Linked DNA regions of Homo sapiens: region 2 is linked to region 1. Evidence: chromatin loops called from intact Hi-C (ENCODE). Cell type or tissue: Calu3. All regions are shown on one strand. Each heading gives the region's core, and the rest is flanking DNA. Links, peaks and the distances in the headings are about the cores only. Region 1 has its middle 210 kb from the start of PPP1R3A. Region 2 has its middle 18 kb from the start of HRAT17.

The links. Peaks named below come from ENCODE experiments on the same cell type or tissue, not always from the same donor. Only the 100,000 strongest peaks of a DNase experiment are listed, where the experiment ranks them.
Region 2: it touches region 1 in a loop (14-fold over the local background); 5 of 110 quality-filtered maps call a loop at or near these places.

What each region holds. Positions count from the first base shown.
Region 1 is chr7:113,700,953-113,717,347 of GRCh38, forward strand. No RefSeq gene overlaps it. Among named protein-coding and RNA genes, the nearest start is that of PPP1R3A, 210 kb to the right of the region's middle. In Calu3, for the core only: a CTCF peak has its summit at 9,556 (motif pointing left); a DNase peak (open chromatin) is centred at 9,519.
Region 2 is chr7:113,005,696-113,022,090 of GRCh38, forward strand. No RefSeq gene overlaps it. Among named protein-coding and RNA genes, the nearest start is that of HRAT17, 18 kb to the left of the region's middle. In Calu3, for the core only: no CTCF peak of the experiment used is centred there; no DNase peak of the experiment used is centred there.

The DNA.
Region 1 (16,395 bases), core at 5,712-13,711:
GGAAATTGGCTTATGTAAGCCAGAATCAGATGCAAGATTACATCACATATTTAGGGTTTCATTTTTACCTATGATTAAATTATTATTTATTTAGCAAACCATCAGAGTATATTTGCCTCTTTTCTTATGGATATACACCTTTTACAGTAAGTGCTCACTCTGCCTATCAGATTTCATTTAAATTCATTCAGTAAGTCAGGGAGTCCCTGTATCAGTATTTCATTGCATTACATTGCCTTTCTAGTGCATTTTAGCATCCTCATAATAAAGCTAATTGTGAACTCATTACCACTAATTGCAAATTTGCTTTTATCCCACTTTATTGAAATATTTTAATAAGTTTATGCCAATAATTTTATAACCTAATATTCATGTACTTTATCTGTTAATCACTATAACCTGAATTAATCTAGCTACATATCTGATTTATTTAATATTGTTTAGTGATCCCAGAGGGGTTACAACATATTTCAGAATCTTATGTGCATGAGTTTTCACTTTTCTTAGAATTTTACAGTAAGATTTTGGCTTTCTGTGTTTAATTTTTAAAATAACATTTAAAAGAAAATTTTGAGGTTGCCAAACCCCTTGCTTATCACATAGAATTGCTGACTTCTAAACAGTGCATGTATGGCTTCTCATTTGCTGAGTTCTTCACTATAATAGAAATGTTGCAAATATGATCACTACCACCCCCAAAATACATTTCCATCCTCACCCTTGAAGACTTTGAGATGCAAGTTTCACCTATCATTGCACTGGTATAATTTTAAGTTGCTCTCTGTATTACAAAAATTGTTTTAACTAGAATGAATAAACTTTGCCCCAATTCTGACTGCTGATCTCATTATTCAATTGCAGAGTTAGATTCACACATCTAACCCTTTACTTTCTTGGCTAAATATACTTAACCTTTATTAACTGTCATAAAGCATGGTTATTATGAAACATAAACGCAAGTGGATTGTACTGAAATGAACTTTGAGGAGTCCTGTGTAGGAGCTTATTGAATGTGTTTTTCAAAATCTAAGCAGCTGAAATGAGGTACACGATTTCAGGTCTCCATTTTTTTCACTAATTTCAAATACACTGCCATCAATAAGCATAGCAAAAGGCAGATCACAAGTGATACAATGTATTTTCTTAACCAAAATGGAACTCCACTGTTAACAATAAGGCAAATTATTTTGTCCTTTGAGAAAAAGTCAGGAGAGCAAATACTGTCATGTAAGAGTCTTTGAGGGGTAAAATCTGGTAATAAGTCTAACTGAAGCTCCACATCCTAAATGGGATTGATATATAAATATTTAAGGAGTGAATTTATTTAATTAATCTTAAGCAATCCACATCTCTCCAATCTTTACATTTGGGGCAACCTTGACTTTTGATCTATGTCTTTTAAAAGCTTCTGATAGAACTAGATATTATCAGCATAGAGAGCAGTTGTACATCCATTACTAGTAGGAATTATCTATCCCTTAAGCTAATGATCTTTAGCATCTTTGTTAATAGCCCTGAATAGGGAGTATAACCCACTAATGCATTTTTGTAGATTATCTAAAGGTAGGAGTTTCAGTGTATACCAGTTTAAACCAGAAAACTGTTCTAATTGACCTTGAAAGGTTAAAAGAATAAACAGGAAAAAAAAGTTTAAAAATATGAACCTCTGAAAACTAATAAAAAAATGAGGATTATTCATATAAATATGAAATTGACAACAACAACTTGGAAAAGCATATACAGAATATTATCCATAGCTGTTTTAGAACAAGACAGAAGTTTAAGTATAATGCTCATTTTAAAACTGGTGCTAATTTAAATTGTATCTATATGATTGTTTTTAACTTAGGAAAGCAATTACGTTTTTTATATAATTGAGAAGTTAAATCTTTTATCGGTTGAAATTGACTTAATCTAATAAACCTCAGGTTATTTTTATTCCTGATTTTTTAATTCCTAGAAACCAAGCCAGGCAATGGATGGTCTCTTCAACAAACGGCACTGGGAAAACTAAATATCTACATGTAAAAGAATAAAGTTGGGTCTTTACCTTATACCACATACAAAAATTACTCAAAATGAATCAAAGACCTAAATGTTAAGAGTAAAGGCTACCAAACGCTTAGAAAAAAACATAGGAGGAAGCTTCATAACATTGGATTTAGCAGATTTCTTGAATATGATATCAAAAGCATAGGTAACAAAGGAAAAACTATATTATTTGGACTTGTCAAAATTAAAAACTATTGTGAATCAAAGGGCATTTTCAATGAGCAAAAATGCAACCCACAGAATAGGAAAAGATATTTGCAAATCTTACCTCTGATAAAAAATTAATATTCAGAATATATAAAGAACTACTACAACTCAAAATGAAGAAAACAACCTGATTTTAAAATGGCCAAAGAACTTGAATAGACATTTCTCCAAAAAGATAAACAAATGACCAGTAAGCCCAGGAAAGATGCCAAATATCACTAATCATTAGGGAAATGAAAATCAGAACCACAATGAGATAACACTTCACACCCACTAGAATGGTGATTAAAAACAAACAAACAACAACAACAACAAAAAAAACACCAAAACCAGAAAATATCAAGTATTGACAAGGATGTGCAGAAATTGAAACTCTTATGCACTGTTGGTTGGGATTTAAAATGGTGTAGCTTCTGTGGAAAACAGTATGGAGGTTTCTCAAAAAATTAAATATAGAATTAACACGTGATCCAGTAAATCTACTTTTGAGTTCACCTTCAAAATAATTGAAAGCAGAGACTCAAGAAGCAGATATTTGTGCCATGTTCATAGCAGCTTTATTCACAATAGGAAAAAAAGGCAGGAACAACCAAAATGTTCATCAACTGATGATTCAATAAACACAATGCAATATATTCCTACTGTGATGGTTAATTCTTTTTTTTTTAACCATCGACATAATCACTTTATTAGATTATATAGCAATTAAGGGCTTTTTCATAGTTACTAAAGAGCACTGTCAATTACATATAAAATATTTTAAGGGTTATGATATCACATAAAGATTTTATCAATTTTTTTGTTTTTATTTTTATTACTTTATTTTATTTTTATTTTTATTATACCTTAAGTTCTAGGGTACATGTGCACAACGTGCAGGTTTGTTACATATGTATGCATGTGCCGTGTTGGTTTGCTGCACCCATTAACTTGTCATTTACATTAGGTATTTCTCCTAATGCTATCCCTCACCCATCCCTCATCCCCCAAACCCACAAAAGGTCCCGGTGTGTGATGGTCCCTGCCCTGTGTCCAAGTGTTGTCATTGTTCAGTTTCCACCTATGAGTGAGAACATGCGGTGTTTGGTTTTCTGTCCTTGCAATAGTTTGCTCAGAATGATGGTTTCCAGCTTCATCCATGTCCCTACAAAGGACATGAAATCATCCTTTTTTATGGCTGCATAGTATTCCATGGTGTATATGTGCCACATTTTCTTAATCCAGTCTATCATTGATGGACATTTGGGTTGGTTCCAAGCCTTTGCTATTGTGAATAGTGCTGCAATAAACATACTTGTGCATGTCTTTATAGCAGCATGATTTATAATCCTTTGGGTATATACCCAGTAATGGGATGGCTGGGTCAAATGGTATTTCCAGTTCTAGATCCTTGAGGAATCACCACACTGTCTTCCACAATGGTTGAACTAGTTTACACTCCCACCATCAGTGTAAAAGCGTTCCTATTTCTCCACATCCTCTCCAGCACCTCTTTCCTGACTTTTTAATGATCGCCATTCTAACTGGTGTGAGATGATATCTCATTGTGGTTTTGATTTGCATTTCTCTGATGACCAGTGATGATGAGCATTTTTTTATGTGTCTGTTGGCTGCATAAATGTCTTCTTTTGAAAAGTGTCTGTTCATATCCTTTGCCCACTTGTTGATGGGGTTGTTTGATTTTTTCTTGTAAATTTGTTTAAGTTCTTTGTAGACCACTTTTGACGGGTGATGGTTAATTCTATGTGTCAACTTGGAGAATGTTTGGGGATGAAATTAACATTTAAATTGGTAAACTCTGAGTTGGCAGATTGCCTTCCATAATGGGGGTTTGTCTTATCCAACCAGCTGATGTCCTGAATAAAACAAAAAGAATGACCTTCTGGAGCAAGAGGCAGTTCTCCAGCAGACTACTTTCGGAGTTCATGCATACCATCAGCTCCCCTGTCTCTCCACCTGCTGGCCTTGGGGTGGAAACGACACCATTAGCTCTTGGGTTTCAAGCATGCTAGTCCACACTGCAGATTTTGGACTTTCCAGCCTCCATAATCATGTGAGCCAATTCCTTATAATAAATCTCTTAATATGGAAATTAGTTCTGTTTCTCTGGAGAACCCTAATACACCTACAATGGAATGTAACTCAACATTAAAAAGGAATGAAGCACTGATACATGATAAAATATGAATGAACCTCAAAGACTTTATGCTAACTGAAATAAGCCAGAAACAAAGGACAAATATTTTAAGATTCTATTTATGTGAGGTACTAGGAATAGTCAGATTTATAGAGACATAAAGTAGAATAGTGTTTTTAGTCTACAAAGGCTGGGGAGAGAGGGAAATTGCAAGTTATTACTTAATGTGTACAGAGTTTCAGTTTGGGATGATGAAAAAGTTCTGGTGATGAATGGTGGAATTGATTGCACAATAATGTGAATGTACTTAATGCTCTTGTACTGTACACTTCAAAAAATGTTTAAACTGGTATAGTCAATTTTATGTTATATATATTAAAAAGCAATCAATATTATATTTCATTGACTTGCAAATACATCTAAAGCCATTTGTATGGAATCACAGAATTTAGATTTGGAAGAGATCTTAGCAGCTCTATCACTGAATCGCTTGTTTTATACCTAAATACCTGTTCTTCTTTCCCAAATAAACTTAGTCTCTGCTAGAATAACACTAAGATGGAAGGTCCTCCCTTCCTGTGGGAACTTGTTCCTTCATTCAAAGGACTCTTTCAAATGGTCAGATGGTGCTTCCTCAAATCTAAGCCAAATCTACCTCCCCATATCTTCCCCTATGTTATATATATTTGCAGCCCCCAAGGCCAATCCCTGAGCAAGATCAATATAGCATCCAAGTGTACACCTTCTGGAATGAAAATAGCTATCGGATTCACAATGTCTTGTTTTCCTCAGTCTATAAATCCCTCATTATTTTTCAATTGTTTGTCATATGCCCAAGTTCTTACACAGGTCTTGCACTGCAGGCTCCTCATTTCCTCTCTGACCTCCTGCCTTCCTACCCTTCCATTCACCCACTCTGACCGAACCACACTGGCCCCCTTGTTCATCATGGAATACACTGGGCATGCTCCTGATTTTACCTTGGCCATGCCCTCTGACTAGAATACTCTTACCCCAGATATTTACACTGTTCCCACCCTTACCTTCTTGACTCTTTGCTCAAATGTCCCTTTTCAATGAATCCCATTTTGGCCTCCCTGTGGTAAATGATAATCTTCCCCTACTCACTCTGAATGCCCTGGCCTTCCTACTCTATCTGTTTCCATAGCTCTTATTGCTTACTAGCATCTATAGAATTATAGGGCAACTATATAATTAACTTATTTGAGTTAACCTATCACTGTATCCCATCATCAAATATAAGCTCACAAGGGCAGGGAATTTTGTCTATTTATCCACGGATGTGTCAAAGGTGCCTACATAGTGCCTGGCCATGATATACTTATTATCCATCATATTTTTACATATTTAATAAATATATGTGGGAAGAAAGAACAGCTATTTTTAGACTAGTTAAGAGTGTAGGCTTGGGGCATCCAGATGCCTACATTTAAATCCTGCCTCCATTACTTATGAGCTAGTGACATCGAGCAAATTATTTGAACTTTGATTTTCAATTTGCACTTCTCTAAAGTTTACATATTTTTAAAAGTATTATTATTTTTCTTTTCACAATGCTGGATATTTTTCTTTGGAATTCTTCCTGGTAGACAAGCTGCAGAGTATTGATCCACATATGCCAGTAATATGCCGCCCACCCCACACCCCACACAGTGATTTTACAGAATGCTTGTTCTGTGAGATACTACTAGATGTGGCACCCAGAGAAAGTCATGTGGTCAAACACAAATGCTGGAAGGAACCAAGTCAAATGACTTTTTGTTTTTTAACCCTGCAGGACTTCTCAAAACTTTTAATATGTTAATGTGCAATATAATCATCCTCAAGGTGGAGAATATAACACACAGTGTTTTCTAAAAATAATCTTAGAAATCTATTTTTCTGCTCATGGAGCATATCAGAGGAGTAGTGCCCTGAGAAATGTACTTTGGAAACTTCCTTCACCACCACCAAGGATAATCATGGGCAGGAGAGACATGGAAAGCTATGGCTGAGCACCATCAGCTTTTCTGCTCATCCAGTCTTTGCTCGTTTCCCAATTCTAATGTGATATGTGTCAAAATCTTTGTTCTTGTTCCATTTAAATTTAGCTGTAAAAATTCTCAAGATCTCAGTTGCTATGGCTAGTGTCCTATACTTTACTTTCAGAGTTTCTTTATACTAACTTTCTTTCTGTTCTGTGTGCTCTGATTGCCCAGGATTTCACACATTTATAATACTGCAATGTTCAGTCTTGCTGGCATGAATCTTATTTCAAACATCAGTCAGCTGCTGCATTTACCTTTGGTGACTCATGACATTCTCTTTCTCATCCCCTTCCCTGCCTCCCTGCATTCATTCTAACACTGGCACCCTAATCACAAAGCACCCCATCACCTCTGGACCACTCAGTGGGCACCTGAAGTGTAAACCTCTGAGGTCTTTTCAGTCACCTCTAGAGAAGGGAAGGAGTGAAGTTACAGCCTGCATAGTCTGTAAGAAAAGTCAGAACAGGCCAGGCACGGTGCCTCATGCTTACAATCCCAGCACTTTGGGAGGCTGAGGCAGGCAGATCACTTGCAGTCAGGAGTTCAAGACCAGCCTGGCCAACATGGTGAAATCATGTCTCTACTAAAACACAAAAATTAGCTGGGCATGGTGGTGAGTGCCTGTAGTCCAGCTACTCGGGAGGCTGAGGCAGGAGGAGAATCACTTGAACCTAGGAGGCGGAGGTTGCTGCGAGCCGAGATCGCCCCGCTGCACTCCAGCCTGGGTGACGGAGGCAAGACTCCATCTCAAAAAAAAAAAAAAAAAAAAAAAAAAAAGTCAGACCTGCAACTGAGTAGGAGCCAAAGAGAATAGGCTGTGGCTACACAATGCTCCCAAAGGCTCTAATCAAGGAAGCCTAAGAGGGCAGGAAGAAGCTGATGTCCACCAACTGCACTCTGCAGATATGCAGCTGGGATACACGGCAGGTACAGGAAACTGAAGTGTCTGAACATGGCCAGGCTGGTACTAGCAAAGGAAATTGTTCTAGTGTTCATAAGCTTTAGTATTTAAAATGAGTTAAATGTCAATGACTTTTAATTTTATATAACTTCTGACCATTGTCTACAATAAGATACTTGTATTAATATGAATCAAACGCTGAAAGACTCATTTTGCTGCAATATTGCATTCATTAATATAGATTTTAACTATCTCTTCTCTGAAATCATTGTCATTGTGTTTTCTGCTCATTGAACATCCCCATCCTTATATCATATCCCCAGGGTTGCCAGAGTTAGCAAATAAAAATACAGGATACCCAGTTAAATTTAAATTTCTGATAACCAATGAATAGACTTTAGTTGCAAGGGACATATTTAATTATATAAATTACCTTGAATTTAAGATAAGTAAAACATAATTTTTAGTATAAAAGTATGTCCCACGCAACTAAAGTATATTCTTGATTTTATCTGGCAACTTTACACACCTCCCAATTTTGACTACTGACTTTATCTGGGACCTTCAAATAGCAAACTGTGGCCACAAAAGTGGACTTTCTCAAACCCCAGTAAGCCTATCTCCTTTGGAACCCCCTATCTCCCACTAATCCAGACCATCAGCATCTATGTCTTAAGGTATGCCAGCCAGTACACTTTTGATAGTGTTTGCACTTGGAAACAAATACTATACTCTACTTGAGATGTGACCTGAGCCAAACATAATAGGACTAACACCTTCCTCATTGCAGACACTATTTCTGTTAAGGGGCCTAAAGGTAATGTCAGCCTATTGGTCAGCTTCATCACACAGGTAGCTAACATTGATGTTCACCTAATTAATATTCTTAAGTCTTTTTTCATACGTTCAGCTGAATGATATTTTATCCTAGTTTTCTTCTCAAAACTTACTTAATTCTGGCTTTAAATGTCTTAACTCTATTTCAAAAGCCCATAGCAACAATTTTTACTTGTCCTTTTTTTTAAAGTAGTTATTTAATCACAGGTTTAATAGGTATATACAAGATCAAACCTGTTGGAATGAATATATGATAGAGGAGTTGGATCAAATTTGTATAATCATGATAATCCATTTGGGAAGTGTATTTGTACTTTTAATTTCTGAACTTCTAAGAGAATACGTGAATAGCCCCATTGGCATTGCTAGTTATCCCCTTCATTATTTCGAATCAGGCTTTTTTGAGATTGTTTTGTCAGAATTTCATGTTATCTCTGAATTTTTTTCTCAGAATTTCAAAAATGTAATTCTTTAATGTATATGTCAATCTGTGCCCATGTTTTAGGTACTTTACACATTATCTCTTTGGATTCTCACATAACCATGGGAGGCAAGTTACACTTTTTCTAATTCACAGGTGAAGGAACAGAGGTTCAATGAAATGAAGTGACTTGTCCAGGTCAAGACATGCAGCAAAAGTCAAAGTGCTAGAAATGGAAGAGGCAAAGACAGACATTTGCAGACTAGATGATTGGATGAAATCCTAGCATCTGAAACAGCAGTGGGGGCACACCTCTGGAGAAAAAGGAAAGCCCTGGGGCCTTCCAAGGGACCACAAGGACAAAATGTTGATCTCACAGCAGCAGCTGCCTAACTGCCCAATGAACTCATCTTCAGGCAGACTTTGAATAGGTCTTTGCCTCTAGGAGATAAAATAGAAGATTATACAGGCCAAGTACGAATGAGACTAACCTGGGATGTGGTTGCCAAATATCTGGAATACGTAAAACACAAAAGAGTTTTTATAAAACAGTAAATAAAACAAATTTTAAAAGGAAATATAAATTTCTTCCGATGTCTGAGAAAGTTTAATTTGTTTATATGCTGTCTCAAATGGTATTATAGAATTGTAGCATTGGAAAAGGATCTTAGAAATCACTATATTGGCATCATTGTTAATAGTTTATCTCTAAGTAGATAATAATTAATTTTAATTCATGACAGAGTCTACCCCCCATTATCAACAATTACCTTTCTATCTATACAGTGTCTCTCTCTCTCTCTCTCTATCCATCTTCCATTATCCACAATTACCTTTCTATCTATCTATTTATTCAGTAATTTTCCTTCTTAAGGCTACTTGACAGGTCTGCGACGTTTGCTCTTTGCAAAAAGGCAACATGCCATCTAGTGGTCATAAACTGAATTGCAACCAGGAGTCCCTCAGAAAGCATGCACTTACTTAAGGTGAATGGAACTTGTAGGATTTGCATAATAGCTTACTGGGTCAACTAGGCACTAATCCAAATGTCTCAGACACATAGAATATCTGTCATTTAGTCAAAATCCTCTATGTGGCCTTTTCCTTTTTATTTTTTAGTTACGCCTTTTTTTAAATCAGTTTGGTTTTCCAAACCAGAGGGTAAGCCCTGGGCTGACAAAGTATCCAAATGCATCACGCTGTCCTAGAATAACTATCTACCCAAGTACTAATATTAAAATATTTAGTAACAGAATGACATTCCCTAAGATACTGTCCAGACAGCTTCCTGAGAATCTGTCATAGTCTCCAGAAGTTGGTGGCTTGATAAGTTCTGTTAGTAGTTCTCTTCCAGTGAATATAAATTTAGTTACTTAAGATGACTCAAGGGGCTAGTCATAAGGTGATTATCATCTGCCTTAAAGTTGACTTTATTTGAAATTAACATAGCAACACTAGTTTCCTTTTCTTTAGTATTTTTCAGTGTATGTTTCATCATCACTTTACTTTCAGCCTTTCTGTGTTTTAATGCTTAGATGCTGTCAGGAAACAAAGCTAGAACAAAAATAAATTTAATCTTAAAATCTATATTTTATTAATTCGGTTACATTTTTGTGATTATTAGCATGTATTTGGACATCTGTCATCTTTTTTTTACGATTTTACATCCTTTCTTGCTTAACTTTCTGCTTGTTTTGTAATTTCCCTTTTATTCTTCTACTAGCTTAGAAATTATGTATTTTATTTTCATTTTCTTTAGCAGTTGTCCTTTTATTTTTAACATCCATTCTTGACATAACAAAGTAGAACATTCAATAATATCTCTGTCCTTTCAAAAACATTAGAACAATTTATTTTTTAACATACTCCCCTCTTTAAGGGTAGCTGTCCAGTATTTTAGATACTACTTGCTTTGGAAGTCCTCAAAACCAGATACTTTTTGCAATCAAAGCTTACTGAGTTTTATTAAAATGTTTAAAATTTCTTTAGGGAAAATCACTTTGTGCATCATCATTTTTTTTCATCAGAATCCTCTTTTGTAGATACTTAAATGTATCAGTTAATTTTTCTTTCAGTAAAATCCACAAACTGAAAAGCTCTCAGATATTGTCTGAAAAATATGCCTTTATTTTGCCTTTATTCTTCATCAATCATTTAGCTGGGTATAAAAGTCCATTTGTTCAATCATTTCTCCTGAGTCCTTTGAAAGTATTTTTCCACTACCTGTGGTAGCTCTTGATGGTAAAAAACAGTTTTTATTCTGCTTACCTTTCCTTAGTAGATGATGTGTCTTTTCTTTTGAAACCTTTAAATGTTTTCTTTTTATTTTTATGTTCTGCAGTTTCATAATAACCCACTCATTGTGGAATTAATTGCATTTTCTTGCTCTGAATTTGTGTGCCACTTAAATCAAAAATTTTATTTTTTTCCCTTACATTTGGACAGACTTTCAGGCAATATTTCTGTAAATATTGCTTCACTGCTAGTCTCTACCTCTCCTTCTGGAACACCTTCCAAATAAACATGAGACTTTCTCACTCTATCTTTGGCATCTCTTAATATGCACTCATTGTGATGGTTAATTTTATGTGACAACTTGGCTATGCTAAAGTGCCCAGTTGTATTGGTCAACAACAAGTTTAGATTTTGAAGTATTTTTTAAAGATATGATTAGTATTTAAATCAGTAGACTTTGAATAAAGCAGATTATCTTTCACAATATCATGGGCCTCACTTAATCAGTTAAAGGCCTTAAGAGAAGAGATTAAGATCTTCAGAGAGGGAAGAAATTCTGCCTCTAGACTACCTTCCAACTTAAGACTGCAACATGACTCTTCCCTGGGTCTCTAGCCTGCTGGCCTGCCCAGAAGATTTGAGACTGTCAGCTTCCACAATAGCATAAGCCAATTCCTTAAAATAAATCTGTTTCCTTCCCTCTTCTCTCTGTATCTTTCTGTCTCTCCCTCACATGTTTGGACTTATTTCTATCACTTTGTTTTGTTTACTATTTTCCCTCCTTTCTTTGCTTAATTATCTGCATATCTATCTATCTATCTGCATATACACACACAGAGGCATATTTATAGATATATCTATATCTATATAGCTAGATATAGATAGAGGCATAAATCTATCTGTATCTATATATACTATATATCTATATATATACTATATATCTATATATCTATATATACTATATATCTATATATCTATATATATACTATATATCTATATATCTATACTATATATCTATATATATACTATATATCTATATATCTATACTATATATCTATATATATACTATATATCTATATATCTATACTATATATCTATATATATATATATACTATATCTATCTATCGAGAGAGAGAGAGAGAGAGATCATATTGCTTCTGTTTCTCTGGAGGATCCTGGCTAATAAAATCATATTTTCAATTCCATCTCTCTATGCTGCCTTTGACATATACTGAGTGATTTCTTCATCTTCAACATCTTGCTTACTAATACCATTTCAGCAGTTCCTAATCTGTTTAACTCTTCCATTAAATTATTTTTTTCTTTAATTAACATTTACATTTTGTTTGGTCTTTTTTTCTAGTTTCCCTGTGTGTGACCATAGCATTCTATCATACATTAACATTTTCATTCCTGCTTATCTGTCTTTAAAAATTATTTTGAAAAGCTTATTTTATAATATTTTAGATTGTCTATCATATCCATATTTGGCTAAATGTCTACCATGGTAGTTTGATTCTTCATGGGAGTCAGGTTATTTTTCTGTGGAAGATTTGTTATTCTTAAGTTGTAAAAATGTCTGTTCCAGACTGGCTTCTCCTGAAGCCTTGGAAGTTTCTATGATTCTCGTCCTTGAGCCTTCCTTGAGAACTGGCTCGCTGTACTGTCTTCATCTCTCACCATGCCTCATCTGGATCAGCCACTATCCAGATCATCTTCATTCGAGTGAGATTTTATAGAGCATTTCTTATTTGATATCACTTATCTGGGTTTGTAATTATATATTTATTAGTATGGTTATTAGACAAAAATCTATCACTTCCTCATCCTCAATAGACCCTTAATTCCACAAGTAGAGAAAATATTTATATTTTTATTTACCCACTTGACATAGTGCCAGACATATAGTAGTCATTAAATTAAATATCAATTCATTGAATGAATGAGCAGTAAGCACATTCTTTTCTGCTAATTACCAGAGTTCTTCCTGAATACATTTCATTCAGATACTGAATGGATCAAACTTTTTGAAACTATTATTTTTTGTCCTATCCCTGCTATTGTTGGTGCTTCTATGGCTGAAACATTCAAATGCCTGAAAGAGCCATATACTCATATATTACTAATTAAGGAATTTCTGAGTTTTTGAACTTTTGAATTTAGAGTCATGTAAAATCACCAAAAGCTATCTTCTATATGTCCACAAAACATACAAGTATCTCCAATAGAACTGCAAATTCTCCCGCACATGAGGAAGTGTTTGATCAGGGCAAATATCAAGAAGTGATCACAAACAAGAATGAGATTCCTAACTCACGGTTTCAGAAAGATCAATCATTATCTAAGGTTGGAAGCCTGCAGCATAGTACCGTCTTAATGCTCAGGTGGGATGTTTGATTCCAAAAAGCTTTTGAGTTTTAGAAAGGAAGTGTGATAAGGGTTTAGCTTAAAGCAGATTGTTACCATTTTTTATTATATAACATTACAGTAATGTTATATACAGGGAGCTCTCACTTCCTGTATGCTTCTTCTGGAATACCTCCTGAAGGATCTGCCTCAGGCTGTTCTACACTTAACTTTTTGTACTCCAAGAAGGAGTACACTCTAAAATAATGATTAAAAAGTGTAATACAGTAAATACATAAATCAGTAGCATAGTTGTTTATTATCATTATCAAGTATTATATACTATACACAATTGTATGTGCTAGACTTTATCAACTGGCAGCACCAGCATCACCACACACCCGTGAGTAACACATTGTCCTATGATGTTTGGACATCTATAAAGTCACTGGGCAATAGGATATTTGCAGCTCCATTGCAAACTTATGGAACCTCTGTGGACTATGCAGTTTGTCATTGGCTGAAACGTTGTTCTGCAGCACATGACTCTGTGTGTGTGTGTGTGTGTGTGTTTCTGTGTGAATGTGTGTGTGTAATTCTGCTGGCCTTCATACTTATAGTCAAACTAGTTTTAAATAGCAGTATCCTTTTAGACTGCTTGGGGATCCCATCTGATTAACTGATGTCATTGCTGAATCGGTGGTTAAATAACTCAGTTGTTAACTATTTTAATTTGTATATATGTGCATGTACATGAGGTAAGATGAAAAGATAAATGGGTGGCAAAGCCACCTGTTGCATGGATGTATTTGGTTCAGTCAAACCATACGTAGCTTCACATAAGTAGTTTCTAAGCAATGAATGAATTTTAAAAAATATTCAGACCTTGACATTAAAAATAACCAGGTCTATAGACCTCTGTTATATTGTCTCCCTTAAAATAATGTTGAATTAATTTTAATTTTCTAACTGGCATGACTCATAGCTTAAATGTTTTAATTTATCATAAGGACAAAGCAAAAGTTTTAATCAGAAATATAATTTAATTATTGCAAATGTAATGGTTGGTCAATTACTAGTGGCCATTTTTTCTTTTTTTTTTTATTTTAGCCTCATAAATAGTCATCTGGCATTAAATATTTGTGATCTAGGCCAGTAACCTTTTTCAGTCTCGCAGGACCTTTTTTAATTAAACTATGTCTTTGTCCCATGTCTGTAATCCTCTCACTGACATTTTATATACAAGACACCTTGCTGAAAAAAGGTCAAGCAGTACAGTTATAAATGGAAAAGAGATTAAAAGAATTCTCAAGCCATGGTGTGATCTAAGAGCAAGTTAAATATGGAGCAGGTCTTAGTAGACATGCTCAGTAGACAAGGAGGAATCCTCTGGGTAGATTTTAATGATTGGGGCAGGAAAGCAAATGAAAATTATTTTCATGGCAAAAATAAAAAAAAGCACATTTTTCATAGGCCACAATAATTACTGTAAAAGCCCACCATAAGGTTTTAGTAGCCATAAAATGTTCAGGAAAACAATTGCAAAATACATTCACAGTGTTTGTATAATTCTTGCCTACAAAGACATTTTTGTTGCTCCAGTAAACCTGGCAAATGTCAGTCTAGTGTTAAGGTTAATTAACCCTAGAAGTAAAAAAAAAAAAAAAAAAAAGAGAAAGAAAGAAAAGTTGAAACATATATGTATCAATGAAGAATAAGAACAAAATTCAAAAACTGAGTAAAGAAGTGGGAGTAAGCAAATGCCACATTACTGAAAATTCTATTTTTACCTATATGTTGAATAGTAGTTATCGTGTTTGAAAGGTAAATACATTTACAGAAGTGAGTTACATTATTATCACCGGAACATTAAGCAGAAATTGAAAACGGATTTTCCCCCCTTAATATTCTCCAGCTGGCATGTTATGACTAAAACTTGCTGAATCCATGCCACACTGTGATGCATTTAATGGTGTACATGGGTACAACTAAACAATACATTACTTGTAGTGTCTGAAATAACCCAGCAAAGCATGGTACTCAAGTGCTGAAATACCACTGTCTGCTTCTCAAAGGTTGCTTAGTTATACCAAAGAGGCCAACCTTCTCTGAAAAGCCTTAACTGCTAATTTCTTTCTGTCACTTTTATATAGTCCAGTCATAAACGTGTACTCTTTTGTTCCTATGCCATCAGAATGGTGTTATTTAGATGTTAATGCAAGAGGCAAAGCAGTTGACACGGGAGCTTTAATCATAGGACTTGATTAGTGCTTTCAAGGTTCTTAGTGTTTTGTTTATAAACAGTATATTTGGTTCAGTCAAACGTCTCTTAATTTCTAAAAAAAGAAAAGAGGACAAAAAATACAATAAACTGAAACTAGAGCTTTAACTCTGACTTAAGCTAAACCTCTGCGGGTGTTTCCCAGGCTTTGGGTTTCTGGGTGGAATCTTTGTCGGTGCTAAATGGAAAGGTTACTGTCTGCATCCTTCAGCTATTATAAGACTGCTGGCAGGGACTGAACTCTCAGGATCCAGCAGACCATTCCCTGTCCAAAGTAACTGGATGCTGTGTTTCAGAAATGTGATAGTTGACAGGCTGACATTATGACGCTTGTAACCCAGCCTGTGTCCCAAGCTTCAAATCAGCTATCAATTCAAACAATAAGAACAGTTTCTAGACATAAAAACCTGGAGGTTGTTTTGCTTGTACATTTGCTTAGTGGAAAAACATTTTATCTTAGTAATGTGGGTTATGTTTCTAAAAATCAGGCAACTTAAACCAGCTCATTGAATTCACTTGGTTATTTTCAGCATGTTCTACTGGAATTCAGCTTTTTTTTTTCTTTTCAGATGATTTGTTCCTCTGGATATAATTATAGACCTTAACCAGTTGAAAAGACAGAACAATTCAGTTAATAAAATAGTTGCTTTTTCTGAATGAAAACTTCCAACCAATTTTCTGAACTGACAGAAATGACTATTTTGCCATTGGTCATGTTGAGCTATTGGTATGCAAACTATGTTAACTTTTGTCTGAAATAAGTCAAAATGAACCTAGGCAGTCAAGACAAATTGAGTATTTGATAAATGATTTTTTTTCAGTTTACTTTCTTAATAGCTTCACCTGTAAAATAGTCAGAAACAACTTAGTAGGAGGTAAATTATGAAAAATAATCTATTGAATTATATATTCTGTGCAAAGCACTTCTTC
Region 2 (16,395 bases), core at 5,560-13,559, 700 kb before region 1:
TATCTACAACTCTGGTGTGGTTGTGTGCCAGCAGGGAACAGCAGAGTGACTATTCACATTAGTAAAGACAAGGAATCAACCTAAATGACCATCAATGGCAGAATTGATAAAGAAAATATGGTATATGGACACCACAGGATACTACGCAGCCATAAAAAGAATGAGATCATGTCCTTTGCAGAAGCATGGATGGAGTTGGAGGCCATTATCCTAAACAAACACAAGAACAGAAAATCAAACACCACATGTTCTCATTTATAAGCGGGAACTAAACATTGAGTACATATGGACACAAAGAAGGGAACAGCAGACACCAGGGCCTACTTGAGGGTGAAGGGTGGGAGGAGGGTGAGGATCAAAAAACCACCTGCAGGGTACTATGCATGTTACCTGGGTGTTGAAACAATCTGTACACAAAACCTCCGCGACACAATTTACCTATATGACAAACCTGCACAGGTCCCTCTGAATTTAAAATTTTATTTTAAGTTCTGGGATACATGTGCAGGATATGTGGGTTTGTTATATAGGTAAACATGTGCCATGTGGTTTGCTGTACCTATCAGCCCATCATTCAGGTTGTAAGCCCAGCAAGTATTAGCTATTTTTCCTGATGCTCTCCCTTCCCCCACTCTCCACCCCTGACAGGCCCCTGTGTGTGTTGTTCCCCTCCCTGTGTCCATGTGTTCTCGTTGTTCAACTCCCACTTATAAGTGAGAATATGCAGTGTTTGGTTTTCTGTTCCTGCATTAGTTTGCTAAGGATGGTGGCCTCCAGCTCCATCCATGTCCCTGTGAAGGATATGATCTCGTTCCTTTTTATGGCTGCATAGTATTTCATGGTGTATATGTACCACCTTTTCTTTATCCAGGCTATCATTGATGGGCATTTGCGTTGGTTCCATGTCTTTGCTATTGTGAACAGTGCTTCAATAAACATATGTCTGCATGTATCTTTATAACGGCATGATTTATATTCCTTTGGGTATATACCCAGAAATGGGATTTCTGGGTCAAATGGTATTTCTGGTTCTAGGTCTTTGAGAAATTTTGACACTCCTTCCACAACGGTTGAACTACTTTACGTTCCCACCAACAGTGTCAAAGCATTCCTATTTCTCCACAGCCTCGCCAGCATCTGTTGTTTCTTGATTTTTTAATAATCACCATTCTGACTGGTATGAGATGGCATCTTACTGTGGCTTTGATTTGCGTTTCTCTAAAGATCAGCTTATTATCATATGTTTGTTGGCTGCATAAATGTCTTTTTTTTTTTGAGAGGTGTCTGTTCATATCCTTTGCCCACTCTTTAATGAGGTTGTTTTTTTCTTGTGTATTTGTTTAAGTTCATTGTGGATTCTGGATATTAGACCTTTGTCAGATGGATAGATTCCAAAAACTTTCTCCTATTCTATAGGTTGTCTTTTCACTCTGATGATAGTTTCTTTTGCTGTGCAGAAGCTCTTTAGTTTAATTAGATACCATTTGTTAATTTTGGCTTTTGTTGCAATTGCTTTTGACGTTTTCATCATGAAATCTTTGTTTGTGCCTAAGTCTTGAATGGTCTTGCCTAGATTTTCTTCTAGGGCTTCCATAGTGTTGGGTTTTACATTTAAGTCTTTAATCCATTTTGAGTTAATTTTTGTATAAGATATAAGGAAGGGGTACAGTTTCAATTTTCTGCATATGGCTAGCCAGTTCTCCAGCACCATTTATTAAATGGGGAATCCTTTCCCCATTGCTTGTTGTTGTCAGGTTTCTTGAATTGTAGATGTGCAGTCTTATTTCTGAGCTCTCTATTCTGTTCCATCGGTCTGTATGTCTATTTTTGTACCAGTACCATGCTGTTTTGGTTACAGTAGCCTTGTAGTATAGTTTGAAGTTGGGTAGCCTGATACCTCCCACTTTGTTCTTTTTGCTTAGGTTTGTCTTGGCTAATAAGGGCTCTGTTTTGTTTCCATACGAGTTTTAAACTAGTTTTTTCTAATTCTGTGAAGAATATCGATGGTAATATAATGGGAATAGCACTGAATCTATAAATTACTTTGAACAGTATGGCCATTTTCACAATACTGATTCTTCCTATCCATGAGCATGGAATGTTTTTCTATTTGTTTGTGTCCTCTATGATTTCCTTGAGTAGTAGTTTGTAGCTCTCTTTGAAGAGTTCCTTTACTTCCCTTGTTAGATGTATTCCTAGGTATTTTATTCTCTTTGTAGCAATTGTTAATAGGAATTCATTTGTGATTTGGCTCTCTGCTTGTCTGTTGTTGGTGTTTATGAATGCTTGTGATTTTTGCACATTGATTTTGTATCCTGAGACTTTGTTGAAGTTGCTTATCAGCTTAAAAAGCTTTTCTTGGGCTGAGACGATGGGGTTTTCTAGATATAGGATCATGTCATCTGCAAACAGAGACAGTTTGAATTCCTCTATTCCTGTTTGAATACCCTTTATTTCTTTCTCTTGCCTGATTGCGCTTGCCAGAACTTCCAATACCATGTTGAATGGGAGTGGTGAGAAAGGGCATCCTTGTCTTGTGCTGGTTCTCAGGGGGAATGCTTCCAATTTTTGCCCATTCAGTGTGATATTGGCTGTGGGTTTGTCATAAATGGCTCATATTATTTTGAGGTATGTTCCATCAATACCTAGTTTATTGAGAGTCTTTAATATGAAGGGATGTTGAATTTTATTGAAGGCATTTTCTGCATTTATTGAGACAATCATGTGTTTTTTGTCCCTACTTCTTTTTATGTGATAAATTACATTTATTGATTTGTGTATGTTGAACCAGCCTTGCATCACAGGAATGAAGCTGACTTGATCATGATGGATAAGCTTTATGATATGCTGCTGGATTCAGTTCACCAATATTTTATTGAGGATTTTTACATAGTTGTTCACCAGGGATATTGGCCTGAAGCTTTCTTTTTTTGTTGTATCTCTGCCAGGTTTTGGTATCAGGATGATACTGGCCTCATAAAATGAGTCAGGGAGGAGTTCTTCCTTTTCAATTGTTTGAATAGTCTCGAAGAAGTGGTACCAGCTCCTCTTTGTATCTCTGGTAGAATTCAGCTATAAATCCGTCTGGTCCTGGGCTTTTTTTTTTTTTTTTGCTTGGTAGGCTATTTATTACTACCTCAATTTCAGAACTCATTATTGGTCAGATTGGCACTGCACTGATGGCTGTTGCCCCTCCTCCCCGGAGCTCAGTCATCTCAGGCAGCAGGTGGCGGCAGTGATGGCAGCCGCCCCTTCCTCCAGGATCTTGGTAGTCTTAGGCAGTCTGCAGCCAAGTGGCTACTGAGAATCTGCACAGCTCTGTTCTTGGGACCCAAGGCCCTGGTGGCATGGGCTCACGAGGGGATAACCTGATCCACAGATTGCACAGATCCATGGAAAAAGCATGGTTTCCTGGGAGGGATAGCACAATCATTCACCACCTCCCTTGGTTTGGGGAGGAGCTCCCCTTGCCCCACGTGGCTCCTGGGCTTTACCTCACTTTCCATGGGTCATGCCAACCACCTAGTCAGTCAAAATAGGAGAACCTGGATTCCTCAGCTGAAAGTGCAGAATTCATTCACTGTTTTCATTCTTCTTGGTGGGAACCTCTGATCACAGCTATTTCTAGTCTGCCATCTTGGCTTCTCCAAAATTTTTCTAAAAAGAAAGAAACAGCAGAGTGTGTAAGAGGCAAAGAATTTGCCTCAATGCCCAGGTGTAGTGTGGGGGAGGGAAAAGATTTTCATGCCTATCTTCCTAGCTGTGTGGAAACAGAGGGACAGGTTGGAGCCCTCACTTTCCCAGTCTCCTGGTAAGAAGAAATCCCAAAAGAACTATCTTCATATTTGTGTAATTTTTCAATCCTTTTAAATACTTTACCCTCTTGTACTATAATTGAGAAGTAGCCCTCCTCTTTCTTGAGAGTAGAATGTAATGCCTATATTCTAACAAATTTTTAGGAGAGGGGATGAAGTAGGAATAAGGACTTTAACTTCCTTAGTAGGGAGGAAAAACAGTTGGGCAGATAAGTTCATGAAAAAGAGAGGACAGATATTGAAGAAGGTAGAATATGAGTTGAGAGTGATTGGGTAATGTCAGGTAGATTGTGGGGAGTCTGGAAATTATGATGAAAAGATTTGACTTTTTAATTTTAATTAATTTATTCTATGCAAGACAGAGTACAGGAAAGGGAGAAATTATTGATGATAATTCCTATGTGGAATACATTTGAGAGGTGTTTTGAAGACAGGCAAGGCAAGAGGGCTTGGTGAATATATATGTAGAGCAATGGAGTGGAGGAATAAAAAATAATTCTGTCATTGAATATATGTAAAAGATGTAAAGCACCCCTGGTAATGTCCTTTTGCTGATTTTTTTGGCCAGTGGACTATCAATTTTGGCTAGGTCCAGAAATGGTTAACTTTGGGAAGCTGACTATATTACTGTGAAGTTACTTTATACTGTTAGATAATTTACTTATATTGGTTGAAAAGCACAGAGTGCTATTTCTTCTCATTCTTTCTTAATTTCTTTTCTTAACTTGTACACAGAAGCCCAGGAATACATTCCAATTCTCCCCTCAAGTTTGTCAATAAGAATATCTGCACAGAGCCATGGTCAGGCAAAGGACACTTGCATTACTGGCTGACATCTTGGTTTTAATCTGAGCAGGAGACAAAGCAAGCCAAGTAGCTTCCCTCTAAATTCATATTTATATATTGGATTGCACTTCTTTGATGGCAAAAACAAGACAAAACACAACAAATACAGACACAAAAACAAAAAAAGACAGTGCTAGGGGAAAGAGTGATGATAATGGCTCAAGAGGTAATGGGGCAGCCCTGGTCCCTCTTACTTCAGCTGCATTGGCAGGCATCCAAAAAGACAAAGTGACATTGAGAAGCAGAAACAGAATCCCAGATGAAAGACAGATCATGTCCTTAGCACTATGGCCCAACTATAATGCTCTTGTCCCTGACCAATCTATATTAGCATCACTTTTTCTTGGAAGAAAGGTTAAACAATTCACAATGTAAAATGTCTACCTTACTAAATGAAGTTTGTAACAACTAAAAAATCCTTAAACATACACATTTGTGGCCATGCATATATTCCATTAACTCTCAAAAAATTAACATGTTCACAAAACAAACAGAGAAATGAGGCAGACCAAGTAACTTATATTAAGTGACCAATCAAAACTGTTAACACAGATGTGCACACAGACATCATCAATCAAGATGTGCACACAGACATCACAGTCAATCAATAAAAAGTGAATTAATAAAAAATCAATTATTACCTCTTAGCTCAGAAACAATTATGCACATATTGACTTAACTATAGAATTATAGGCAAGTTGAATGAAAGGAGAGATCTCTGATATTCCACTGTTGCAGTTAGATGTGCTTTGTTAATGTATTAAAACACCACACTCTTAAACAACAGATTAGCTTCATATGTGTATGAAACTACACTTGGCAAATCACTTGGGAAGTTGATTCAAGAATGCCATTCTTCACTTTTGTGGGCTTACTCTGACCTGAACCTCACACATTTACCTAATCTAAAGTAGTTGCTCTGAAAGGTTCAGACAAAAATCAGGCAGAAGTCTCAATTTTCTTCATTTTTTTAGTGAAAAATTTATTTATTGACAAATAAATTTTGCCTATATTTTTCATGTAAATTGTGTTTGGAAAACTAAATATCCACATGCAGAAGAATGAAATTAGAACCTTATCTCACACTGAATACAAAAATCAACTCAAAATAGATTAAAGACTTAAATGTAAGACCTGAAAATACAAAACTAATAGAAGAAAACATAGTGGAAAGACCCCATGACGTTGGTATGGACAATGACTTTATGTTTATGACCTCCAAAAACACAGACAACAAAAGCAGAAATAGACAAATGAGATTACCTGAAACTAAGTATCTTTTGTACAGCAAAGGAAGCAATCGACAGAATGAAGAGACACTATACAGAATGGGAGGAAATATTTATAAACTGTACATCTGGTAAGGGGTTAATGTACTAAATATATAAGGAGCTCACAAACAACTCAATAGCAAGAACACAAGTAACCTGATTTAAAAAATAGGCAAGGCCGGGTGCGGTGTCTCACGCCTGTGATCCCAGCACTTTGGGAGGCTGAGGCGGGTGGATCACAAGGTCAGGAGTTGAAGATCAGCCTGGCCAATATGGTGAAACCCCGTCTCTACTAAAAATATAAAAATTAGCCAGGTGTGGTGGCGGGCGCCAGTAGTCCCAGCTACTCAGGAGGCTGAGGCAGGAGAATCGCTTGAACTTGGGAGGCAGAGGTTGCAGTGAGCCGAGAGCATGCCACTGCACTCCAGCCTGGGAGACAGAGTGAGACTACATCTCAAAAAACAAACAAACAAAAAAGGGCAAAGGACCTGAAAAGATATTTTTCAGATGAAGACATGCAAATGGGCAACTGGTAAGTGAGAAAATGTTCAATGTCACAGAGAAATACAACTTTAAGCTGCAAGGAGATGTCACCTCACACCTGTTAAAATGACTATTATCAAAAAGATTTAAAAAATAAGTGCTGGTGAAGATGTGGAGAAAAGAAAGCACTTGTACACTGCTGGTGGGAATGTAAATTAGTGCAGCCATTAAGGAAACTATGGACGTTCCTCAAAAAATTAAAAATAGAACTACCATATGATTTAGCAATCCCACTTCTGGGTATAATTCCAAAGGAAACGAAATCAGTAAGTTGAAGACATATCTGCACTCTCATGTTTATTGCAGCACTATTTACAATAGCCAAGATATGGAATCATCAACCTAAGTGTTCATCAATGGAAGAATGAATAAAGTGTGGTGTATATACACATGGAATACTATTCAGCTGTAAAAAAATAAGGATATCCTGCCTTTTGTTACAACATGGGTGAACATGGAGGACATGATGCAAAGTGAAATAAGCCAACCAGAGAAAGACTAACAGTGAATAGTCTCACTCATATATGGAATTAAAAGAGTTGCTCTCATAGAAGTACAGAGTAGAATGACGGTTACCAAAGGCTTTTGTGGTTGGGAGATAAAAGTGTTGGAGATATCGGTCAAAGGATACAAAATTTTATTTACACAGGAAGAATAAATTCAAGGTATCTGTTAGAAAACATGGTGACTGATACGGTTTAGCTCTGTGTCCCCACACAAATCTCATTTTGTAGCTCCCATAATTCCCACATGTTGTGGGAGTGACCTGGTGGGAGATGATTGAATCATGGGGTTGGGTCTTTCCTGTGCTGTTCTCATGATAGTGAACAGGCCTCATGAGATCTGATGGTTTTAAAAATGGGAGTTTCCCTGCATAAGCTCTCTCTTTGCCTGCTGCCATCCATGTAAGATGTGACTTGCTCCTCCTTGCCTTCCACCACCATTGCTAGGCCTCCTCAGCCATGTGGAGCTGTAAGTCCAATAAACCTCTCTCTTTTGTAAATTGCCCAGTCTCAGGTATGTCTTTATCAGCAGCATGAAAAAGAACTAATTCAGTGGCTATTGTTAATAATACATTGTATTCTTGAAAAATGCTAAGAGAGTAACTGTATTGTGTTCTCATCATGAAAATGATGAACTCTCTGAGGTAATCCATATGTTAATTAGCTGAATTTAGTCATTCCACAATGTAAATATATTTCAAAACATATTGTACACAAAAAATACATACAACTTTATCTGTCTATTTTAAAAAAATAAATGAGTAAGCTTTTTGCCCCTTTCTTTGCTCATATATTGTTTTGCTTGATGGTGTCCTATAAATCTTGTAGGCTTTCCTCTCTCTTCTTTCATTCTTTTTGCCTCAATCTGGGCAATTTCAAATGCCAAGTCTTCAAGTTCACTGATTCTTTCTTTTGTCTGACCGAGCCTGCTGTTGAAACTCTCCATGGAATGTGTCAGTTTAGTCACTGTGTTCTTCAGCTTCAGAATTTCTGTTTTGTTCTTTTTATGGCTTCTATCTCTGATGAACTTATTTCATGTATTGTTCATGTATTGTTTTCCTGATTTCATTTAGCTTTGAACTGTTTTCTTGCAGCCTTCTGAGCTTCTTTACAATTATTTTGAGTTTTGAGTTTTTTGTTAGGCAGTTCACAGATCTACATTTCTTTAGGGCCAGCTACTGATGCTTTAATTTATTCCCTTGGTGGCATCATGTTTCCCTGATTACTCATGATCCTTTTGGCCATATGTTGGTGACTGCATATTTGAACAAGTAGAGACCTATTTCAATCTTTGTAGACTGGCTTTGGCAGGTAAAGCCCTTCACTAGTCATCTTATCCAGAGGTTCTGGGAAAGACTGTCTGGCAGAGTCTATGGGTTGGGTCCATGGGCAGCAGGTTTATGCTGCTAGGGTTTTGGGCAGGCTAATCTGATACAGATCAGCTGATCCAGGTGGATGGACCTGGAGCTTGGGTCCACAGGAGCTGGCCTGGTGCCTGGGTCTGTGGGGTCAGGCCTGGAGCTTGTCTACTGGGGTGTGCTTGGAGCCTTTTACTAGGGCAGGTCTGGCTCCTGGGTCCATAGCAGCTAACCTGGTTCTGGGGTCCACTGGGGTAGTCATGTCCCCTGGGCCCATGGGGTGGGCCTGAAGCTTGTGTCCACAGGAGCTGTCTGAAGCCTGGATCCCTGAAGATATGGAGGCTGACATGGCACAGGGGTGGTTCTTGAACCCTGAGTCCATGGGGGCTGGCCTGGTGGTGGGGTGAGCTTGGAAGGTCTCAATTTCCTAACTCTTTTTTCTAATTCCCTTTGCTTCAATTTGTTAATTAAAGTAATAACTATAATAATAGTGAGTGTTTTACTAAATGTTAGACACAGTGATGGGCCTTTAAAAACATTGTCTTGTTTAATCATTATAATAAGTTCATAAAGTAGGCATTATCCAATTTTATGGATATGAAAATCATATCTCACAAAAGTTAGATAATCTGACTTAGGTTACCCATTCACCAGGTGGCAGAGGTAAAATTCAAATTTATCTCTGATTGACTTTTATTTGTCTGAAACTCTGAGGATATTTTTTGATGCAGACACTTAGGTTTTCTTAGACTAAGTTTATATGTGACTATGAATTAACTATAGTTAGAGGGTTTGAGATTTGATTTTGGGAAGTCATTAACTATAGTTAGAGGGTTTGAGATTTGATTTTGAGAAGTCATTAACTATAGTTAGAGGGTTTGAGGTTTGATTTTGGGAAGTCATTTTCTTTAATTAATTGTTTTAGTATTGGTTTCATTGTTAAAAGGATGCATAAACTATTTGACACAATTTTCCAGGATGATTTTTGACAGAAATTTAGTCTACCTCCATACTGACTGAATTGGGCATTTTTGACAGCTTCCAATGGTCACATCAGATATTGAGAGCATTAATATAGAGAAGACAACAGGAAGGAAAGAATCACTGGCTTTATATGAAAGGAAATGTACACATGCATATTCCTTGAAAAAGATTAACATTCCATGCTACATTTGCCACCAGAGGGAGTCATATGAATACCATAACATATTGTCAAAGGAAAAGAATAATTATTAACTATTTTCTTCCAGTTTCATTGATATTTTAAGTAGCATTCAGAATCTGGTAGAACTGGTGCGACTATGGGAAAGAACTTAAACATCTCCTTTAATTAATTAATTGATTACATTGATCGTAGTGTTGGGTGAAAAACAGAAGAAACATGTTGCTTAAATTAGTAACACAGGGTGAAAGAAACAACCTAATATACACATTCCAGATTTTGGCAAATGAGCTTAATGTTATGATGAAACTAAAAAATCAAGCTGTGATTTCATTTGTTTTAAAAATAACAATCTACTATTATCAAAACATTGCTTTAAAAATCCTGGAATCAACAAGTTCATTCATGTTTCATTAAGCATATTTTATTTTACTGTTATATTGCCTGTATCAGGATGACTGAAATTGTTATTGTCAGTAAATAAAATAAAATAACAAAGGCTATTTTATGCACCTGTGCTCTCTGAAACCCAGGCCAAGATTTTCTCAATTGGCATACTAGGGGAAAATGTGAATTATTTAGTAGCTGGTAGGTTTGTACTCCAGTTTGCTTTATACCTAGTTTTAGAACTGATTAGTTAATAGCATTTACAGAAAACTTCTATATACATAGCACTAAATTGTCCATTAAAATCGAGATTCAGTAACAGTTAGAAAATGAGTTCTGAAGTGATATTTATGCTTTTATATAGTGGTTTTCAAAATGTGATCACTGGATCAGACCCACCATGATTACCTGGGAACTTATTCAAAATACGAATTCGTGAGTCTCAGTCCAGACCTACTAATTCAGAAAGATCAGAGGTGGAGCCCAGCAGTCTGTGTTTTGACAAGTGATTCTAATTCACACTTTAAGTTTGAGAACCACTGATAATCTCTTGAAAGTAAGTCCAGCAACTTAAGAGAGTTGGAACATGTACTTTCTATATTTTATTACAGCAGTTATTTTCTTATGGGTAAATTTTTTAAAATGTATTATTTAATTTAAAAATTTAAATGAATGATCATGGAAAAGAATGCTTAAAAAGAATAACTTTTTGTAATATCGAATAGACATACAATAATTGAATTTATAAATAATAAACACATGTGTTTGAGAGGCAAGAGTAAACAATATTTACTTATTGTTAAATGAGAGAATTTGTTTTTTCCCCCTCTCGACAAGTATTGCTGCATCCAGAGATAACAATTTACTGATTTTTACATTTACAATTTTGAGATTATATAATTGTTTAAGAACTTTAAAAGAAGATGCTTTAAAAAAGCAAACTTTACAAGGTTAAAGTGAGATTTGCCTAGGAAACTAGAAACAAGGTTAGTATTATGAGATGACTTGATACTTTATGTGCTTTTGTATTGTCTGAATTTTTACAAGATGTATTCATTACAGTGGAAAGTATACTTCTATTAAATAAAGTGTTTTAAAATTATATTTTAAAGTCTAGTTGCAAGCAAGTAACTTGAATGTGACATAAAATAAACCTGCTTTTTTTTAACTTTGGCTGGCCCAATAAGTACTGAATTGCTGATATGATTATTTTGTAACATGTAGGTTATTTCAGATACAGCTAGTCAAGTACAGTGCAATCAAATTATGAGTAGATGGCCCAGTCGATTTTTTGATTGACCTACATGCATGCCATTGATTTCACTGATTATTTAGAATGACCGTAGACATTGATGGATAATTTTGTTACAGTATATTAGGTATAAGATACAAAATAGTAAGCACCCACAGAAAATATAACTGTAAACATTTAGTTGAAGCCCTTCCAATTAGATTGCCACATCAAACTAAAAACACCAATTATTTGCGTTTCCTTAGATACAAAGAATAATGTCAAGATATTCCTTCCCCTGTTTGCAAAAAAAAGTAAGGTTACATACACATTTGTTGAGGATGGGATTGAGAGGTGACAGCGTGCTGGCAGTCCTCACAGCCCTCGCTCGTTCTCGGCGCCTCCTCTGCCTGGGCTCCCACTTTGGCGGCACTTGAGGAGCCCTTCAGCCCACCGCTGCACTGTGGGAGCCCCTTTCTGAGCTGGCCAAGGCCGGAGCCGGCTCCCTCAGCTTGCAGGGACGTGTGGAGGGAGAGGCGCCAGCGGGAACCAGGGCTGCACGCGCGGCGTTTGCGGGCCAGCTGGAGTTCCGGGTGGGCGTGGGCTTGGCGGGCTCCGCACTCGGAGCAGCCGGCAGGCCCTATCGGCCCCGGGCAATGAGGGGCTTAGCACCCGGGCCAGCGGCTGCAGAGGGTGTACTGGGTCCCCCAGCAGTGCCAGCCCACCAGGGCTGCACTCGATTTCTCTCTGGACCTTAGCTGCCTTCCCGTGGGGCAGGGCTCGGGACCTGCAGCCCCCCATGCCTGAGCCTCCCACCCACTCCGTGGGCTCCTGTGCGGCCGGAGCCTCCCGGATGAGCGCCACCCCCTGCTCCATGGCGCCCAGTCCCATCGACCACCCAAGGGCTGAGGAGTGCGGGGGCACGGTGGCGCGGGACTGGCAGGCAGCTCCACCTGCAGCCCCGGTGCGGGATCCACTGGGTGAAGCCAGCTGGGCTCCTGAGTCTGGTGGTGACCTGGAGAACCTTTATGTCTAGCTCAGGGATTGTAAATACACCAATTGGCACTCTGTATCTAGCTCAAGGTTTGTAAACACACCAATCAGCACCCTGTGTCTAGCTCAGGGTTTGTGACTGCACCAATCAACATTCTGTATCTAGGTACTCTGGTGGGGCCTTGGAGAACCTTTATGTCTAGCTCAGGGATTGTAGATACACCAATAGGCACTCTGTATCTAGCTCAAGGTTTGTAAACACACCAATCAGCACCCTGTGTCTAGCTCAGGGTTTGTGAATGCACCAATGGACACTCTGTATCTAGCTACTCTGGTGGGGACTTAGAGAACCTTTGTGTCAACACTCTGTATCTAGCCAATCTAGTGGGGAAGGTGGAGAACCTTTGTGTCCAGTTCAGGGATTGTAAATGCACCAATCAGTGCCCTGTCAAAACAGACCACTCGGCTCTACCAATCAGCAGGATGTGGGTGGGGCCAGATAAGAGAATAAAAGCAGGCTGCCCGAGCCAGCAGTGGCAACCTGCTGGGGTCCCCTTCCACACTGTGGAAGGTTTGTTCTTTTGCTCTTTGCAGTAAATCTTGCTACTGCTCACTCTTTGGGTCCACACTGCTTTTATGAGCTGTAACACTCACTGCGAAGGTCTGCAGCTTCACTCCTGAGCCAGCGAGACCACGAACCCACCAAAAGGAAGAAACTCCGAACACATCCGAACATCAGAAAGAACAAACTCCAGACACGCCGCCTTTAAGAACTGTAACACTCACCGCGAGGGTCCACAGCTTCATTCTTGAAGTCAGTGAGACCAAGAACCCAGCAATTCCGGACACAGGATGAGTGGGTGAATGCCTGAACTTACCTGATCCTTCTGTAGGAAGCAATGACAACTTTTGGTTTTTATTCTTGGTTTTTTTTTTTTTTTTTTTGAGATGGAGTCTCGCTCTTGTCACCCAGGCTGGAGTGCAGTGGTGTAATCCCGGCTCACCGTAACCTCCACCTCCCAGGTTCAAGCAATTCTCCTGCCTCAGCCTCTTGAGTAACTGGGACTACAGGTGTGCACCACTATGCCCGGCTAATTTTGTAGATGTTGGCCAGGCTGGCCTTGAACTCCTGACCTCAGGTGATCCGCCCACCTCGGCCTCCCAAAGTGCTGGGATTACAGGCGTGAGCCACTGCGCCCAGCTATTCCTGTTCTTAAAATGGCCAAATTCACATAAGAGAAAACAAAGTATTGGGCTGGCAATTATCCATCTATAGTCAAACTTCTGAAATCTTAGTAGGTGAGTAATGAGGTCACAATAAACAATAAACTTTCTACAATTAAACTTCTCTGGGCTCAAAATTAGAAGCTCCTGATTAGTCTTTTAAGAGTATGCTCATGATTGTGTGTGGTCACCAGTTGGAGGTTATGTGAAGCACATGTTGTTAGGGCAACATAGTTCCCAGTGAAAAGCCCTGGACTTGCTCTGTAGAATTTAACCTAAACACTTTTCTGGGTGTGTTAACTTTAAGGAAGCTTAAAAATAACACACAGATTGTAAACTCCGAGTTTCATACAATGATGTTCCAAAAAAAGAATGTGCAGGAAAGTTTAGTAAATGATTATACACATGTAAATTATCATTATTCATATGAGCTCTGATTGTTTTCTATGAGTTTCAAAAACATTGCATTTATATTGATTCCTTTTTTTACTTTTGTTTTAGGTTCAGTACATGTGCAAGTTTGTTAGATAGGTAAATTGCATGCCATGGAGGTTTGGTGTACAGATTGTTTCATCACCCGGTTAATAAGCATAGTAGTACCCAATAGGTAGTTTTTTGATCCTCACCCTCCTCACAGCCTCTACCCTCAAGTAGGCCTTAATGTCTGTTGTTCCCTTCTTTATGTCTATATGTACTCAATATTTAGCTCCCACTTATAAATGAGAACACACAGTATTTGGTTTTCTGTTCCTGTGTTAGTTCATTTAGGATAATAGCCTTCACCTCCATCCTTGTTTCTGCAAAGGACATGATCTCATTTTTTTTTAAAGCTGCATAGTATTCCATGGTGTATATAAAATATACACCACATTTTCTTTATCAGTTCTACCATTGATAAGCATTTAGGTTGATTCCATGTCTTTGCTATTGTGAGTAGTGCGGCAGTGAACATCTGTGTGCATGTTTCTTTATGGTATAACAATTTATATTTCTTTGGGTATATATCCCATAATGGAATTGCTGGGTCAAATAATAATTATGTTTTAAGTTCTTTGAGAAATTACCACACTGCTTTTCACATGGCGGAATGTATTTACATTCCCACCTGCAGTGTGTAAGCATTCCCTTTTCTCCACAACCTCACCAGTATGTTATTTTTTTACTTTTTAGTAATAGCCATTCTGACTGGTGTGAGATGTATCTTATTGTGGTTTTGATTTGCATTTCTCTAATGATCAGTGATGTTGAACATTTTTTCATATGCTTGTTGGCTATATGTATGTCTTCTTTTGCAAAGTGTCTGTTCATGTCTTTTGCCCTCCTTTTAATAGGATTGTTTGTGTTTGGTTGTTAATTTGTTTAGGTTCCTTGTAGATGCTGGATATTAGACCTGTATCAAATGCATAGTTTGCAAATATTTTCTCTCATTCTTTAGATTGTCTGTTTACTCAGTTGATAGTTTCTTTTGCTGTGCAGAAGATCTTTAGTTTAATTAGCTCCCATTTGTTAATTTGTGTTTTTGTTGCAATTGCTTTTGGCATCTTCATCATGAAATCTTTGCCAGTCCTATGTCAAGAAAGGTATTTTCTAGGTTAACTTCTAGAGTTTTTACAGTTTTAGGTTTTACATTTAAGTCTTTTATCCATCTTGAGTTGATTTTTGTATGTGGTGTAAGGAAGGGGTCCAGTTGCAATCTTCTACATGTGGCTAGCCAGTTATCTCAGCACTATTTATTGAATAGGGAGCCCTTTCCCCATTGCTTGTTTTTGTCAACTTTGTTGAAGATCAGATGGTTGTAGGTGTGCAGCATTATTTCTGGGCTTTCTTTTCTGTTCCATTGGTCTATATGTCTGTTTTGTACCAATGCCATGCTGTTTTGGTCACTGTAGCCTTGCAGCAGAGTTTGAAGTCAGATAATGTGATGACTTCTTAAAGCACCCAACAAAAAGAGTTACAAAACTTCCTGTGAGTTACCTAAAGGAAGCAATATACCCTGGTGATGAAGAACCTGGGTTTTTAAGTCAGGTTTGATTTAGCATCTCTATCATGTATAAAATGTGTGGCATTGAATAAGTATAGTTTCATTTGTCCTCTGCTCCCATTGTTTTATTCATAAAATGGAAATGACAATAGCTAATTCTTTTTATTTACTTTTACCTTTTAAAATGTGTGTGGGTATATTGTAGGTGTATATATTTATGGGGTACATGAGATGTTTTGATACAGGCATGCAATGTGAAATAAGCACATATGGAGAATGGGATATCCATCCCCTCAAGCATTTATCCTTTGAGTTACAAACAATCCTATTACACTCTTTAAGTTACTTAAAAATATACAATTAAGTTGTTATTGTCTATAGTTACCCTATTGTGCTGTCAAATGGTAGGTCTTATTCATTCTTTCTAATTTTTTGGTACCTGTTAACCATCTCCACCTGCCCCCCACCCAACCCTCTACTACCCTTTTCAGCCTCTGGTAACCATCCTTCTGCTCTCTATGTCTATGAGTTCAATTGATTTGATTTTTAGATCCCATAAATAAGTGAGAACATGTAATGTTTGTCTTTCTGTGCCTGGCTTATTTCACTTAACATAATGATCTTCAGTTTCATCCATGTTGTTGCAAATGACTGGATCTCATTCTTTTTTATGGCTGAATAGTACTCCATTTTGTATAATACCACATTTTCTTTATCCATTCGTCTGTTGATGGACAGTTAGGTTGCTTCCAAATATTAGCCATTGTAAACAGTGTGGCAACAAACATAGCAGTGCAGATAATCTCTTTGATATACTGATTTTCTTTCTTTTTGGTATATACTCAGCAGTGGAATTCCTGGATCATATGGTAGCTCAATTTTTAGTTTTTTGAGGAACCCCCAAACTAACTATTCTCCATAGTGGTTATACTCATTTACATTCTCACTGGTAGCATACAAGGGTTCCCTTTGTCCACATCCTCAGCAGCATTTGTTATTTTCTGTCTTTTGGATATAAGCCATTTTAGTTGGGGTGAGATTATATTTCATTGTAATTTTGATTTGTGTTTCTCTGATGATC